Regions from separate parts of the Homo sapiens genome. Here region 2 is linked to region 1. Evidence: chromatin loops called from intact Hi-C (ENCODE). Cell type or tissue: dorsolateral prefrontal cortex. All regions are shown on one strand. Links, peaks and the distances in the headings refer to the core of each region. The heading gives the core; the rest is flanking DNA. Region 1 has its middle 92 kb from the start of NTM. Region 2 overlaps NTM (neurotrimin).

Region 1 (2,915 bases), core at 261-2,760:
TTGGTTCTCATTTTGTCTGTTACCTGCCACCATGTAAGATGTGCATCTTGCCTTCTGCCATGGTTGTGAGGCCTCCCCAGCCATGTGGAACTCTGAGTCCATTAAACCTCTTTCCTTTATGTGCAGGGGGCCTTTATACATTACCCAGTCTTGGGTATGTCTTCATTAGCAGCGTGAGAACAAACAAATACAGTGGGTAATGGTAGTAAATAACTAAGCATATGTAAACCAAGGGTTATTTATGCTGAAGGAAAATGAGTGCAGGTTTTTCATAAGAATGTGGTAAATACAAATTTTAGGTATAAACTCTTTCTTCTTCCCCCGACCCCAGAAGATCCAGTTTTCATGTGCCTATGACCCTTCTTGCCAAGATTTAGGCGTTAGCTTTCTGTAAGCACTGTCCTTGGGGGAGTTTAGATAAATACTGAAAAGTATAAATTTCTGTGTTATTAAATATATAATTTAATGTGCAGCAGAAACAATGGTCTTGAAAGTTTTTGATTTGCAAGTGCTGGGCTTCAGAGAGAAGAAAAGGCTCAGGGCATAAAATATGTGCCACACCAGCAGCTGGGTGGAAAATGCATGAGAGAGAAAAATTTAGGTTCCACACAACCAGAAGAGGTGACCCTTTCCAGTTGCAATGGTTTCCAGAGAGGTGTGGAAGTGAATATGAAGACAATGTCAAAGCTACGACATCAGGAAATAGGACCCCTCCCCTCCATCCCATCCTAGGATCAAGGGTGGGTGGAATATCCAAGAAGATAAGCTTAATATGAGGACGACAGAGAGGCTTCTACCTTCCTTCCCAGCTGCAGGTGTACTTGGGCAGGGGCTGCCTTAGCTGCAGGTTAGTCTGCATTGAGAGAGGTGCTAGACAGATGGGCCCAGGGGCAGCTTCACAGCATACAGGCAGCATGGTCCAGTGCCAAAAGAGCAACTGGGAGGTCCTGAGCCTGCAGCAAGGCACTAAGGGATGAGAGAGTAGGTAGAACTGGAGTAGCCTGTGCCTAAAACAGAGAGGATGCACAGTGTTTGCTCCTGGATCTCACAGAACATTCTGGAATGGTGGATATCAACAAAAGACACTAGGGGAAAATGACAAGGACCAGAGGAGGCAAGTACATCCCAAAGGTAACTGACAAATGTGGAGGGCAGGAAGGAGCCAGGTAGCAACCCCTGCAATAGTCCTGGATGGTAATATGCCTCCCCTCTTCCCCATCCTGTTTTGTTCTGACCACCGTCAGGATTGGGGGGTTGCATCCGAATGTGTGCTAGATGACAGCTCTAAGGTGATGTGTTAACAACAAGAGCTATAATCACTTAATTTATAGGGAAACTGTAGGGGGAAATTGGAAAACTGGACAATGGACAGAACTTTTAAATAATTAACGTGAAGACAGACTATACATACACACACGCGCACACACACACATACCACTCACACATATTCAGTCACTGAGGCAATTTCTGCTTATAGTGGAGAAACCAATGACATCAGTGACCAGGCTAAACCTATGCATTTTGTGGGTGAATTTAAATTTCAAGTGAGTGCAGAGTGTTTTGGATTATCTCCGCCAAGTTGCTGCCTAGCATGGCATGCCATTCATGTGCCTAGATCAATATAAATATGGATACCCCTATATGAACTAGGCAGGGAAAGTGGGACAATTTGACAGCCCCTTGCTGAGACACAGCGGCTTCCATCCCTGGGAAGGGCCTGAATAGCCCAGTGCAGCCCTGATGGACTATAAGCAAGAAAACAGCAGCCCGGAAAATGCAGATGCTTTGGAGATGCTGGCTTGACAGACTGAAGCCTGTTTGTCAAACAGGCTGTCACCTATCAGAGTTTTAAATAGGAGCTTTCTATGGGATGTTACGTAACTTGCTGGCTCACAACAGCCCCAGTGGAATGGAACGGGGGGCAGGGGGGGTGGGGGGCAGCGCCAATGAGAAGCAGCTGCGGGATAGAGGACAAGGCCCTGCTATTCTTTTCCTTAATGGATTCCCTGCCTCCTGCATTGCCATACTTGAACACACAACATGGGAATGGAGGTGCCTGCTCTTTAAGGGCTGTGTCAGTCAAGCAAGGGACATTACATGTGGCAAAGTTGGAAAGAGAGCAGGGTAGAAAGATATAGGTTCTCTGTGGTGGCTGGTCCCTTGGGCTAGTGCCCTGGGCGATGCGGGGTGCTCACCCCAGCGCTGCCCCTGGTCTACCAGGCCGGCATCGCCCTCCTACATACCATGTCCCAACTGAAGGCTGATGGTTGAACTCGGTTCTCCCCCTTTGGGAAGGGACGTAGGTTCAGTTCCACAGAGGGTGTGAGATGAGATGTTCATATGTTTGAAATCATGTAATGGTGTGTGTGTGTTTTTTTTTTAATGTTCTCTGGACATAATATTGCTGCTTTGGTTTGTCTTCTCTTCCAAGGAGGACCTAGTTCTTTTTTTCTTTTTTTGGGAGATGGAGTCTTACTCTGTTGCCCAGGCTGGAGTGCAGCAGTGCGATCTTGGCTCACTGCGAGCTCCGCCTCCCAGGTTCACACCATTCTCCTGCCTCATCCTCCCGAGTAGCTGGGACTACAGGCGCCCGCCACCACGCCTGGCTAATTTTTGTATTTTTAGTAGAGACGGGGTTTCACCCTGTCAGCCAGGATGGTCTCGATCTCTTGACCTCGTGATCCGCCCGTCTGAGCCTCCCAAAGTGCTGGGATTACAGGCGTGAGCCACCGTGCCAGGCCTAGGACCTAGTTCTTTACTGCCCCTTCAGTCAAGTTGAATCCAGTGAGAGAATCATCAGTCACAACTTACCCTATGTCAAGGTGTAGTCCTGAGAATCTATTAGTAAAGTAAGTTTGGAGATGAGTTTTATTTTAGAGGCCCTAGGGGAGTTGGCTATTTTAAAGACTCCTGAT
Region 2 (2,915 bases), core at 130-2,629, 210 kb after region 1:
CACTTGCTCACCAATTTGAAACCCCAGCAAAAAAAACAGTGTTCCTGCTGCTGTCTGATCCTGGCTCCACCACCAGGAGGGCCTGTCAGACATCCTCTTCTGATGCCTATGCTGCCATCCCTGGGCCCCTGGAAGCCTGCCAGAAAGGTGGTCAGTCTCTTCTCCATTCAAAGCATATGTTTATCTTAAACTCTTGTTATAGCCTCGTGTTTTGATTCTTGCTGAACTCTGGAGAATATAAAGGCCTCTAACTCAGCCCCCTGATGTATACAAACATAGTACTGAATAAGTTCCATATTCAGGACCCAGGGCTTAATGAATACTGGATGCCCCAAACATAACCCTGCAGATTATTATTATTTCCAGTTTCAATGAAGGAAATTATGACTCAGATAAGCTAATTGATTGGTTAAAGGTTACCAAGCTAGTAAATTATAAACCCCCAATTGAAATCCAGTAGCCATGACTTCCTGTTCTGTTATCATTCTTTCTTTCTATGGGTTAGGATTTAGAATTTGGAGACAAGGATAGGTGAGTATATTAGCCAGGGTAACAATAGAAAACAGAATTTTATTTTATTCAAGTGAAGATATGGTATTGAGGAGACAGTTTACAGAGGTTACAGATAGGGTAAAGAACACCTAAAAGGAATGTGGAGACACTCAGTGGTTTGTAAACAAGAAAGCTCTTGCTACCCCTAGGCTTAAAGAAAAAGGGGGAAGGGATAATGTTTTGGAGCTGAGGGGAAGGCTGGAGCCATGGAGGAAGGTCCGCCTGCCGGATCTCTAGCTTGGAAGGCTTAAACACTGACAGGTGCAGCTCTGGAGAAGGGACGGAATGGGGAAGAGGACCACTTTCTTTGTTCAGGCATTTGCCAAGTTCAACTAGAAATAGCCAGTGAGGGAGAAGGTGATAGAGTTGGTGGGGTCTACATTTCCTGGCACAGACCAGAGCTGGTAGTGGGGAAGAGTTTGGAAAGCAGTCAACACATAGCACCAGTGCCTGGTCCTTCTTCACAGGGCTGTGGGTAAAAGAGCCACTGCCTTCCTACCCAGACTCTATACCTACAGGGGGAATCACCATGAATCCAAGAAAACTCAGGCTTCAGGGGCTTTTCCCATTATGTATTGCTTCAAAATACTCCACCCCAAAACTTGGGGGGTTCAAACAAGAATGACTTATGATTTCTTATGTTTCTGTAGGTTGGCCGGGTGGTCTTTCTGCTTTTTCGTGGTGTCAGCTGGAGTCACTCACACAGCTGCATTCAGCTCGGAGCTCAGCTGGGTCTGAAACATACAAGCCAGCCCCACTCACACTCTAGGCTTTTCAGTTCTCTGGCACAGAACCCTGATCTCTGCACATGATCTTGTGTCATTTTATTTCCTAGCCTGAACTTTTTTTTATGGTGGCTGGCTTCCAGAAGGGCAAAAGCCGTCAGGCCTCAAAAGACCTATGTCACTGCCTGACACAGCATTGCCTCTGCCTCATTTTATTGGTCAGAGAAACTTGCAGCCCAGCCCAGATTCAAGAAAAAGGGATATAGTTTCCACTTCACGATGGCAAGTGCAGCATGTGCATACAGGGTGGGAGGAATTCTTGGAGGCCTTTTTTTGGCCAGTCCACCACAGTCTGCCTTCTCACTATAGCAATTCATGCCCTTCTTATGTGGAAAATATATTCCCCCTCACACATCCAGAATTTTCATCCCATTATTACATCAAACCAAAATCCAATAATCTGTATTGGGCTGAGATGTGACTGTGGCACTTCTTGGGCTAAAGAACTGTGAGCTGAAAATACAAGGTAAATCCCACTATATCCAGCATATGATGGTGATATAATGCTAATACAAGCGCAGGATATTTGCAATAAACACTGGAATTTAAAAAGGCAAAGAACAGGAAGCACATCACAGTTACTGGCCCATAACAATTCTAAAATCCAGGAAGGCATTCATTCACTGTGCATTAAGCCTTCCTGGGAGCAAAGAATTTTCTGTGATTAGCATCAAGCTCTGCCTCTGTGAGGGTTCTTGATTCAAGCCAGAGATCCAGCAGGTGGACCTTCCTCCGTGGCTCCAGCTCTCCCCTTGGTTCCAAACATTATCTCTTCTCCCTTTTTCTTTAACTGTCATTTTCAACTTTTGGTTGATTCCACCTTCTGGCCTCTTTGCTATGCCCTCAGATTCATTCTTCCTTTTTCATAAGAAATGGCCCATGTTTGCAGCTGAATAACTTTCTCAGCTTGCTTTTTTCCCCGTAGAAAGCTTGTGACTCAAATGCCTCTTTTCACTTTGAACTTCCTTATCCCTTTATTCAACCCGGTAGTTCTCCCATCATGATAATTCTCTTTAAAATATTATGTGCCATTCATTGACCTCACCAAGGGTTCACTCTGTGCTCCATGCCCTAGCATAATTCTTTCAGCAACTAACCTCTCGCTACTTTGCGTGTGTAAAGCAACATCGCTATGATTTCCAGGACTTCTTTTGTCTGACTTGGAAGGTCTAGGAAACATTGCCTTGAATCTTCTAGAATTCTTAAGAAGGTATCCTTCAGCCACAGCTTTGATTTGATCTTTACCCGAAGGCCCATATTTTGTGAATCTTTGCCACCTGGAAAACTATGCTGGGGGCCCTTACGTTTTCTTCATTTTTTCTTGAAAATTGGCCAATTCTTTGGCTCCTCTCTCCTTTGCAATGCCTCAACATACATTACTAAAAGAAGCCACTTAGCATTTTCAATTTTACCTGGCCTTAGCCAAGTTCACAATGTATTCACTTACCTCTCCATTCTCCGAGCCTCTCCTCTTTACTCTCTGCCTTAGTCTTTTTCTGTTGCTATAAAGGAATATCTGAGGCTGGGTAATTTACAGAGAAAAAAGGCTTATTTGGCTTATGGTTCTGCAACATAAAC

The links. Hi-C counts contacts between places; a loop is a spot of excess contacts. Peaks named below come from ENCODE experiments on the same cell type or tissue, not always from the same donor. Only the 100,000 strongest peaks of a DNase experiment are listed, where the experiment ranks them.
Region 2: it touches region 1 in a loop (2.3-fold over the local background); 2 of 110 quality-filtered maps call a loop at or near these places.

The regions. Positions count from the first base shown.
Region 1 is chr11:131,276,843-131,279,757 of GRCh38, forward strand. No RefSeq gene overlaps it. Among named protein-coding and RNA genes, the nearest start is that of NTM, 92 kb to the right of the region's middle. In dorsolateral prefrontal cortex, for the core only: no CTCF peak of the experiment used is centred there; DNase peaks (open chromatin) are centred at 1,799 and 2,210; H3K27ac peaks cover 2,500 bases.
Region 2 is chr11:131,487,029-131,489,943 of GRCh38, forward strand. The region is part of intron 1 of NTM (neurotrimin); the gene reads left to right. Among named protein-coding and RNA genes, the nearest start is that of NTM-AS2, 52 kb to the right of the region's middle. In dorsolateral prefrontal cortex, for the core only: no CTCF peak of the experiment used is centred there; a DNase peak (open chromatin) is centred at 1,343; H3K27ac peaks cover 2,500 bases.